Linked DNA regions of Homo sapiens: region 2 is linked to region 1. The links are chromatin loops, found by intact Hi-C in ENCODE. Cell type or tissue: ovary. All regions are shown on one strand. Each heading gives the region's core, and the rest is flanking DNA. Links, peaks and the distances in the headings are about the cores only. Region 1 overlaps RHOBTB3 (Rho related BTB domain containing 3). Region 2 holds the start of LOC102724720 (a long non-coding RNA gene).

The links. A loop is a pair of places that touch in the nucleus more often than their neighbours do. Peaks named below come from ENCODE experiments on the same cell type or tissue, not always from the same donor. Only the 100,000 strongest peaks of a DNase experiment are listed, where the experiment ranks them.
Region 2: a loop joins it to region 1, with 3 times the contacts of the local background. A loop is called at or near these places in 107 of 110 quality-filtered maps.

Annotation. Positions count from the first base shown.
Region 1 is chr5:95,784,859-95,790,242 of GRCh38, reverse strand. RHOBTB3 (Rho related BTB domain containing 3) reads right to left here. Exons shown (of 12, transcript NM_014899.4): 11 at 1,385-1,481. Among named protein-coding and RNA genes, the nearest start is that of GLRX, 35 kb to the left of the region's middle. In ovary, for the core only: no CTCF peak of the experiment used is centred there; no DNase peak of the experiment used is centred there.
Region 2 is chr5:95,832,275-95,837,658 of GRCh38, reverse strand. It overlaps LOC124901029 (a long non-coding RNA gene), which reads left to right. Exons shown (of 3, transcript XR_007058876.1): 2 at 3,834-3,948. LOC102724720 (a long non-coding RNA gene) reads right to left here and starts at 2,832. Exons shown (of 3, transcript NR_157807.1): 1 at 2,393-2,832. It also overlaps the pseudogene GGCTP1. RefSeq lists enhancers at 2,693-2,742, 2,863-2,972. In ovary, for the core only: a CTCF peak has its summit at 2,653; a DNase peak (open chromatin) is centred at 2,708; H3K4me3 peaks cover 1,079 bases.

The DNA.
Region 1 (5,384 bases), core at 189-5,188:
CCTTATCTTTATGAACTGACTGTTTTTTCCTTGCACAAAGTACATAGCTAATAAATAACTGTTGTTTTGTTTTGATGTGATTATGCTTCTCTACTGTACTAATAGTTGACTTATATAAGGAGGCTCCTAATAGACATATAATGTTTGTTGACTGGCTGAATACATCTCCCAAAAACGGATTGTGTGTTCCTGGGTTTTCTTTAACTGCACAAGTAGCTGAATAAAAACAAGAGATTTTTACTCTTTTTTCTTTTAGAGACAGAAGTCTCGTTATGTTGCTCAGGCTGGACTCAAACTCCTGGGTTCAAGTGATCCTTCAGCCTCAGCCTCCCAAGTTGGCTGGGATTACACCGAGGTGGAATCACCATCTTGACCATATGATTTTTATATCTTTTACCAGCAGAGTCTTTTTTACGAAGTAAAATTTTAGGTAGAACTCAAGATATGAAACAGATAAAGTGGAACTACTATGACTGAAGGAGGGAGGGAAGAGTCCAAGAACTGTAAATTTTAGCCTTCTCTTTCCCTTTCCCTTACTCCCTCTCTCTCTCCTTCTCCTCACCCACTCCCTACTTTCTGTCCCCCACCCTAGAAGACACTTCAGTTATCTCCACGGAGATTTATTTGTCCAGATTGTGAAACTCCTTGATCAGGTAATCTTTCACTTCCTTTTCTTTTTAGCTCAAATTTTCCTTGAGTCTATGCTAGATAATAACATGAGCAAACCACTGCATCTAAACTGTCTATTCTGACAACTATTATATTTTCATTTTTTTCTTTTTATGCAGTACTCAGTAGTTCACACTTTGGTTTTAATTTTTATAATTTACCTTAGAAAGCATATTACATACACTCCCAGTAAGTTTCACAACATTTTTTATATATGAAAAACTGTTATTCCAAAGTAATATAAGGGACTCCCATATAGGTATACTCAGTAAATACAGATATCCAGTACAATAAAGCTAAATATAATATAGTTAACAAGAGTTAAATTCCTTTATAAAAAATTTTTAAATCTGTACTGTTTAAACTTTGCTGCTGACTTAGGTAGTTAGAACTAAGATATCACTTTTCACAACCAAATGTCACCTGAGGACACATTTTGTCACCTTATCTATTTCAGGGAAAGAAAATGCATTTAAAAACGGATGGAGCTATAAAATAATCATTAGAAAACTTCTTGTGTAACACAGGTTAAGGCACTTATGTAACACAGGTGACTATAAATTGTTTCCTCAATTACCACACTGCATAATTTACAAGAAATTTATTACATTGACTATTCTTATTTTGCTAAAAGTACTACTTCTACAACTTATGTCTCAAATCTAAGAACAAAGAACATAAAGTTTTCTTTTCAAAACAGAAATTAGCAATCTACCTGAAAGATCCTGAAATTCAGGCTTTTGACTGAAGATGAGGTAGTTAGTAGCAATGAAATGAAGTAGCCAGGTTGAAAGGCAATCAGAGTGGTGAAACTGCAAGAAAAATGAAAAGTGAAATAATATTGCACATAATGGCCACTGGTATGATAAGATCAAGAGAACGGCCTGGGAGCAATCACGGAGAGCCCATATTCATGTTTAATGTGCCTTTACCTGATGCAGCTTTCAGTATACTGTGACAGCAGACAGGATGAGGGAGCACTATTAGCAAATAACGTTAAAAGTACATTCTCGGAAGAAGCCAGGCCAACAGCGAATAACAATCTACGGCTGCCGGAGTGGCCAAACGTCTTTAAGCAATGCATGGCTGCATCTGAGGTTCTTGAAGATTTAATTTGAGCTTTTAATCTGAAGCCACGGACTTCAATAACTGCACCTGTATCTGTGTAGTAGATGATGGTGAGCAATGTTAAAACAAGTTCACCTGAGGAGCAAGCCAAAAAATATTTTGAGGAGGAAACACCATCGGCCGAAGGCATGGGTTTCAATGTGTAAATGTTTCTAAGAGAAAGCTGTGGCTAAATATTTGCTTTTAATGAGATGTACAGTAAACTGAGCAGGATTTCCAGCTCCATTCTCCTCATTCTGAGTTCCAATAGCTGCTAATGGAGGGAAAACTCCAAGCAAGCAGGCCACTGACATCATCACCTTGGTGCCCATCCAGTGACACTCACTGATCCATCCAACCACCAATGCAGATGACAGTAACTTGCTGGCAGGCAACTTTGGCACATGAGTATAGAACTCTTTTTTTTATTATTATTATTGTGGTACAATATGTGTAACATAAAATTTACCATTTTAACAATCCTTAAGTGTACAGTTAAATGTCACTAATAAGTGCATACACATGGTGGGGCAACCCAACACCACTATCCATTTCCAGGCCTTTTCTATCACCCCAAACTGAAACTCTGTACCATTAAACAATCTGTTTTCTCCCTATCCCTATCAGATCCTAGCACCCACTGTTTTACTTTCTGTCTCTATGAATTTCACTATTCTAGGTACCTCATATAAGTGAAATTCTAAAATATTTGTCCTTTTATGTTTGGCTCATTTAGGGTAATATTTTCCAAGTTTCATCCATGTTGTAGCAGATATCAAAATTTCACTCCTTCTTAAGGCTGAATAATATCCCATTGTACATATATACCACATTTTGTTTATCTCTTCACCTGTCAATGGACATTTGTGTTGTTTCCACCTTTTGGCTAAGTATAGCTCTTCTAAGGAGATGCAAAAATATTAAATAAGCAACAAGTAATGCTAAATTGAAGAAAGATTAGTAATCTCTAAACCTTAATAAAAAAACTCAAGGATATGCTTTTTTTTTTTTTTAAAGCTGTATAGTGTGAGAGTATTTAAACACAAATTCACAGGTCCCTCTTATATTCATTATATAAAATCAATTTTTGAACTGGAAATAAATTTATAGTTTATCTAATCCCACATAACATTTTAACAGTTTTTTTCCTCCCCTTATCTTTTAGCAGATGAATGTGTGCAATCTCAAGGGAAAAGAATAAGAACCTTCAGCTTTTTAGAGAAGCCACCACTACTGTTACGTGATTAACCCAGAGCAGATAACAAAACACCAGGAGGTTAGGACATTGCCTTAAGGGCTGTGACTGAGAAGGAAAAGGGAGGTCACAGAAATAAACAGCTGGCTACAAAGCATGCTTAAAAATGAAGAATTTTATTTTTGACCAAGATTTAAGATATTATCCAAAATATCTTAAATACAGTAGGATGACACATCTGAATAAGCTTTCCGCTTCCAGGAATGAAAGAACTGAGGAATGAGGAATTGGTAGCACATGTGGGGGTTTGGGAAGTAGATTTCAACAGAGCAGTTCTAGCTAATGTACAGACCTGGCCCAGATTCATAGTCTAGGGACTCTGTAACAGGAATGGAACATGTCTCACTGTAAAAACTAGGTTTTAGAAGGATATGTGTTGACGTAAGAAAATGGGTTCAAACTGAAATAAGCAACAGAATTTTTAAAAAGGCATTAAAAAACCATAAACCAAATGCAATAGAACTTAAGAGCTACAAGAAGAACGTGGAGAAAATACCCATAAACTCACAAGAAAGTACCTGGAAACTCTCAGAAATACAACTTGTGCCTCAGATAGCCAAATATTAACATATAGATTATAAATAAGAAGATGCATTAAAATTTTTAATACAAGAATAAATACAACTTCATAGGAATCACCAAAGTTTGAACAGATAGGGTTTAAACAGGAGTAGAGATACGGAATCTCCACCTCAACTCTTGTATTTTAAGAGTCCTCCTTGATGGAAACCTGAAGGTAAATCATGGTAAAGAACTGAGAGAGGTTAGGGGAAAATGGACAGAGAAGTGAGAGAATACCCACACTGCTCATCTATCTAAGAAAGTATGAATGATGTTTCCTGACACACAGTACAAAACTGGCAGAGTGTTCAGAAATTTTGATTATTTGGAGAGCTACTGGGAGTCTAATTCTGCCAGAAGACAATTTCACTCCTAAAAGTCAGAGAAATGGCAAGGCAAAAGTTAACCAAATTCTGACCAACAGGGTGAACTGACTGGTGAAGTGAAATCTCAAACTAGGAACTTCAAAGAAAACTTGGGAAGAAAACTTCTGTTATCTGGAATTCACAATTGCCAAATTAGGAACCACCAGGAAAAGAATACAGGAAAACTGGTAAATTTAGGCTTAATCTTAGAAAATAAAAAGTCTTCAGAAACAAAATTCAAAATGAGCTTGTATCTTAGATTGTTTGAAATTCAAGGGGAAAAGATAAGGATAATCACAGAGTCAGAAACCAGAGAATCAGGGAAAACAAGTCAAGAATTTCTGACAGTGCAATCAAAAATGATTCTGATGAGGAACCAAGTGTAGGGGGGCAGTGAGGGGAGGCACCTAAAGAAATCAATGTGACCACACGGGAAGTTCTCTTATACATAAACAATTTAAGAAGATACTAAAAGATAAGGAAAAAGAAACTTGTGTCCAATTTTTTAAAAAGTATGAACAACTTGTTAGAATAGTATGAAAATGATACATCAAAAATGAACTGAGATTGTGAAACTACTAGAAAGAATTTTAAAAATTGTAAACTAAATTTAGAGGGGAGCTATTTATCATGAGATGAATGTAAACGTTTTACAAAAAGAGATCAGTGTTACTCAATTTTTTTTTTTTTTTGAGACGGAGTCTCACTCTGTCACCCAGGCTGGAGTGCAGTGGCACGATCTCGGCTCACTGCAAGCTCCGCCTCCAGGGTTCACGCCATTCTCCTGCCTCAGCCTCCCAAGTAGCTGGGACTACAGGCACCCGCCACTATACCCAGCTAATTTTTTTTTGTATTTTTAGTAGAGACTGGGCTTCACTGTGTTAGCCAGGATGGTCTCGATCTCCTGACCTCGTGATCCGCCAGCCTCGGCCTCCCAAAGTGCTGGGATTCCAGGCGTAAGCCACCACGCCTGGCCCTACTCAATTTTTAAATTTGTTTTTAGCCCTAATTAAATACATGTGATCGTAAGACTTGATTATGAGAGAAATGAAGTCCAAAATAGTTAAGGAGATAGTAGGAGAAGACCTAGATGCTTCAAATAAATTCCCTTCTATAAACAGAAGTGTTGATGAATGAATTCGTTTCAGCTTGGAGGCAAGCATTCAGCTGTCACAGATCTGGAATTTGCCCCATCATGTGGCTCCATTTTAGCAATGTGGATGGAGATAAAAGTTGTCATGCTTTTGTAACCCTGGACGTCAAAGTTGATAGGTATAGACATGTTGGATGCCAGATAATAGTTCAAGAAGTACTGACACTCTGTAGTGATTGAACAAATATATTCCTGTGAAAAAAACCTAGAGGGCTCGGCTTACCACAAGTTGAGTACACAAGAGTGTGCCATAACTACCACAAGTGCTGAAACT
Region 2 (5,384 bases), core at 271-5,270, 47 kb before region 1:
CGCTGCACAGCACATGCGTCTATGCATGTGTCATTTTTTTATTTTTCATTTTTTAGATGTAGATATTACTTTGCAAAGTAACAAATTTAGTATGTTTTTCACTTGGAAATGTTTCATGTTAGGATATACAGCTCTATCTCATTCATATATAACCATATACACACACATTATATAATGTTTTCATACCCTAGATTTTTATATTCATAAAAAAGAGATTATCCTATACACATGGTTCTGCACTTTGTTTTTTGTTTTTTTGTGAGTGGTTTTGTGTTTTTTTGTTTTTTTTGTTGTTTTTTGGGGTTTTTTTTTGAGATGGAGTCTCACTGTATCGCCCAGGCTGGAGTGCAGTGCTGTGATCTCAGTTCACTGTAACCTACACCTCCTGGATTCAAGCGATTCTCTTGCCTCAGCCTCCCAAGTAGCTGGGATTACAGGCACATGCCACCATACCCAGCTAAGTTTTGTGTTTTTAGTAGAGATGGGGTTTCACCATGTTGGCCAGGCTGATCTTGAACTCATGACCTCAAATGATCCACCCACCTCGGTCCCCCAAAGTGCTGGGATTACAGGCGTGAGCCACTGTGCCCAGCCTACTTTGATTTTAGACACAGAATACTCAGCACATACATGCCTTCCTTGGTTTTACCAACAATTGTGTCCTCTTTCATAATTTGGATGTGCCAAAAATATATTAGCCAGAAGCCCACTAGAGAACATTTTGTCACAAGTACACTTGTCATCTATCTGTGTGAGAGTCCTGTAATTGAACCTCATATTCTGTGGAGGAGTAATGAAATATGAGAGCCAAAAGTTATTACACAGGGAAAAAGTGCTGGATGGAAAGGAATGGCAGAGAGGATTCTTGGGTGAGGAAGGGCTAAGTGGCTGTTGTTTCCTCTTGATTCATTTCCAAAACTTTCTGGTGATGTGGGTCAATAGTTATTATTAGCTCAGAGTTTTACCTTTCAGTTTCAGCTTTAGTTTTACCTGAAGCCCTTTTGACAAGTCATTCCAAGTGACAGTTCCATCTACACATGAGCCCAGAGATTGTTTCTGGGTGGGACAAACTGTCCTTTCGAATTAGAGATGCTCTATCCCTAAGTGATTCATTTTCTTTGAGCATCTCAGCTCATGTTTAATTTCTTTGCAACTAGGTGTGTGAATACAGCTCTTACTTCTGTATAAGGCAGGTGTATACCCATACACCTGATATTAATAAACTATTGATTTCATGTTTTGTTGCATTGCTAAATTGACAGCCTAGGCAATTTGTTTTCCTCCAGAAGTACTGCCTCCCTAATTAAATAGACCTCATTTAATTGTGGGGTCATGTTAACCAAAATTATATTTCCCAAAACCTTGAAAGTATTTTTTAAAAAACTTTTATTTTTTGTTTCAGCATTCGACATTGCTACACAAATTGAGTCATGCAGCCCAGCAGCCACCGAGTGCCTACTGAATTTCCTGTCACCCAGAGCCTGAATTTCCTGTCACTGGGCATAACGTTTTAAAAATATTATTGTTTTTTTAAACCCTGGCACTGAACCAGTTTTTATTCTTCATCTTGACTTAATGCCTCTCCATTCTCTTCTCTCATCTTCTTCTCCTGGCTCCACTCACCTCCTCTGTAGCCAGGAGCCCACAGTTGGCTATTTCGGCCGTGTGTCCAGAGTCTGGAATCCCTCGTCCCCTTGGGCTTGCACTGTGGCCAGTTAGCTTGCCCATCCTCAGCCTCGGCACCCTCCTTGTTTGTCCCCTCCCTTCCCGGTGCACCCTCCAAAGGTGCACCCCTCTTCTCTGAGGTCAGCCCCACTGCCTGGCCCTCTGTCCCCTCCTCCAGTGCTGTTGGTGACTTTGCTCCATCAAGCATCGTCTTTCTCTCTCTCTGTCTCTCTCTCTCATATTCTCCCCCCTCAACTAGTTGCTTCCTCTCTGCAAAAGGAAAAAAATAAAACAAACATAGTCGAGTTTCCCTTAAATGAAAGATGCTTTTTCTCAATCCTGCTATTCCCTCAAGCTGTTATTGTATCTCATACCCTTCTGCCACAGTTCTTTAAAGTCTAGTCCAAACGGGTTTCTCCAACTCCCTACATCCCAGTACCTACTTTAAATAAATAAAAAGATTAAACATACAAGTGAAAGTGCATATGGTAAATATTCAATGAAGAAAGATGGAAAATAAAAAGCCCCTTCCCCATCTGACTGATGGGGAAATTATTAATTAATTAATTGAGTCATCAGTCCCGTTTTAGAAAAAATAATATATATTGATTTTATATATTGTATTGTGTATATGTATAACATATATATATTGTACACATACCCACACCTGCAAATATATATGTAATCTTCTAAATTTTACACATATGGAATCATACGGTGGTCTGACCTTTTTAAAAAAATTTGATAACATATCCTAGCACAAGAATCCAAAAATAGGGGTTGCCCCTGGTGAGAGGATCTGAACTGTTGAGGGATGAGGTAAAAGTGCAACTTCCTGGAGGCGGCGGCGAGGCAGTCACTGGGCCGGGGTCCTGGGCCGCCGCGCTGCGCTCTCTGGCGGCTCCTCACAGCTCTGCTCCAGGCTCCCGTGCAGGCAGCAGTGGGACATGGCGAACTTGGGCTGCAGGGACGTCCCGGGCCCGGATGAGGACATTTTTCTGTACTTCGCCTACGGTAGCAACCGGCTGACGAGAGTATCCACCTCCGAAACCCCTCGGCGGCGGGCTTCTGTGTGGCCCGCATGCAGATCCAGACCGTCCTGGCCAACATGGTGAAACCCCGTCTCTACTAAAAATACAAAACAGCTGGGCGTCGTGGCGGGCGCCTGTAGTCCCAGCCACCCAGGAGGCTGAGGCAGGAGAATTGCTTGAACCCGGAAGGCGGAGCTTGCAGTGAGCCGAGATTGCGCCACTGCACTCCAGCCTGGCGACAGAGCGAGACTCCGTCTCAAAAAAGAAAAAAAAAAAAAAGGAACATATGTTGTAATAGAAGTTAAAGTTTCAACTCAAGAAGGAAGAGAAATAACCTGTCAAAGATATCTGATGACAAATTACGAAAGTGCTCCTCCGTCTTCACAGTATAAAAAGATTATTTGCATGGGTGCAAAAATAAAAATGGTTTGCCGCTGGAGTATCAAGAGAAGTTAAAAGCAATAGAACCAAATGACTATACAGGAAAGGTCTCAGAAGAAATTGAAGACATCATCAAAAAGGGAGAAACACAAACTCTTTAGAACATAACAGAATATATCTAAGGATATTCTATGTGCTAATATAAAATATTTTTTAACACTTGAGAACAGGGATCTGGAGGATCTCCATGTTTGATCCATTTTCAACAGTGCTCTGAAGGAATATCGCACTTGGGTGACTCCTTGTTTTCAGACTATAAAAATAGACCGGGTTAGGAGTTAGACAGTTTAAAAGGGGGATATGGGGCCCTGAAGTGTGTGACAAATGAATGTGAGTACCCCTTATGCAAACACTGAAAGCTCTTCTCTTGACTTGATCTTAAGTGTCTCCTTGCTTTGGTAAAGGATAGATTTGTAGCTCGCTTGATGATGGTGCTGGTGAATTGCTCTGCTCTGAGATTTTAAAAAATCAGATTAATGAGAGTAATCTGCAGATAATTGATGATAACATTTTGAAAACTGGAAAGATGGTATACTGTTTTTAGAGGAATAAACATATTTGTGGTTTTTAAAAAAAAGAGCAACTTCCTTTGCACTGTATACCCTTTTGTATTATTAGGATTTTATACTATGTTTATATGTTGCCTATTTAATAAATCGCTTAAAGTTATATATCTTGAATATCTTTCCATATTAGCATGTACAGACAGAACTCATGATTTTATGGATACGGGCAGACTATCTCTGGAAGGATACAGAAGAAATGAGGAAAAGCCTCTTGAGGAATGACTTGCAGACTGACCCCAGGTCAGGTATACTTCCGGCATACCTTTTGTGCTGGTTTTTGTTTGCTTGTTATCACATACAAATATTACACAAAATAGGCTTCAAAAGAACTAGTTATATAGATGTACCATGATTTGTAGAATTAGTTCCTTATTCATGGATATTTAGGCCATTCTCAAGTTTTAAAGTTACTATTATTATTATCATTATTACAAACAGTGTCACAGGGAGAATCCTGTACATATATCTGTAATACCGTGGTGATGTTTCTTCTCTCCCTGTCCCACACCCCTTTCCTCTGTTATTATCTGTACACAGATCTCGTGATGGCGCTTTCCGACTACTCATCCTTGAATGAAGTGATTTTTCCTTTGCACGCAGTCTGGTGGGGAAGGCCAGGGTCAGGTTCCACTTTCTGGAATGTTCTCATGACCCAGGAAGTGGTTAAGAGACTCCTTTAGGCAGAGGACAGGCAGGTGGAGGGCTGTGTGCATCCCAGTGTCTCTTCTGTCTCCTGCCACCCGGATAGGCCAATTCTAGCATGCAACTTGTCTGTGAGTATCCTCATTTATCCTCACTTCCTCTGCCCCTCAGGACCAAACTGTGTGCAAAGTAGCGTCCATCACCCCGGCACCCATTCCTTCTGGGGCAAATAATAGATATGAGTTTTGCACCTCAGTGTGAACCTGTTACCTTAAAGAGATAAATTTGGTTGATTTTTTCTGAGATATAAGGGTCCTGTCTCCATTCTTCCATCCTCCCTGTTCCCTCTCACTGCTTTGGCATGCCTTCTGCCTATTTTGTGTAATATTTGCATGTGATAACAAGCAAACAAAAACTAGCACAAAAAATATGCAGGAAGTATACCTGGCCTGGGGTCAGTCTGCAAGTCATTCTTCAAGAGGCATTTCCTCATTTCTTCTCTATCCTTCCAGAGATAGTCTGCCCATATCACATATATGGAGCTGTGGGAAACTAACCTAAAATGTGGGGCAGTGGGGGGTGGGGTTTAACTGATCACAACTTACAACTGTGCTCTGTCCAATCTCCCATCCCTATGAGGGAGGCAGAAATGGAGGGGTCCCATAGCTTTCTTCTCACTTTTAGCTGTTAAAAATTCTGGTCTAATCGAGTGTAAAATTACAATCATATCTATTCAAACCACCCACCCCCATCATGACCTGGGGGCACCTGCAGTGGGCAGAGGGCATATCTGTCTTTTACTCCTGTCCCTTCACTTTTCCTCTTGGAGTAGAGAGGGATGGGTCATGATCAGGTTCAATGACAGCTCCTGCCCCTCCTTTATCAAAGTTGGGGACTGGGAGAGGCAATGGAGAGGGAGGGTAACTGTTTCCTTACTGAACTTCCTATGTTATGGTTCTTTCTCTGTGAATGCTCATGGCCTCACTGGCCAACACTAACCATCTTAATAGCTGGCACCCTAAAACAGGCTCTTTGAGGC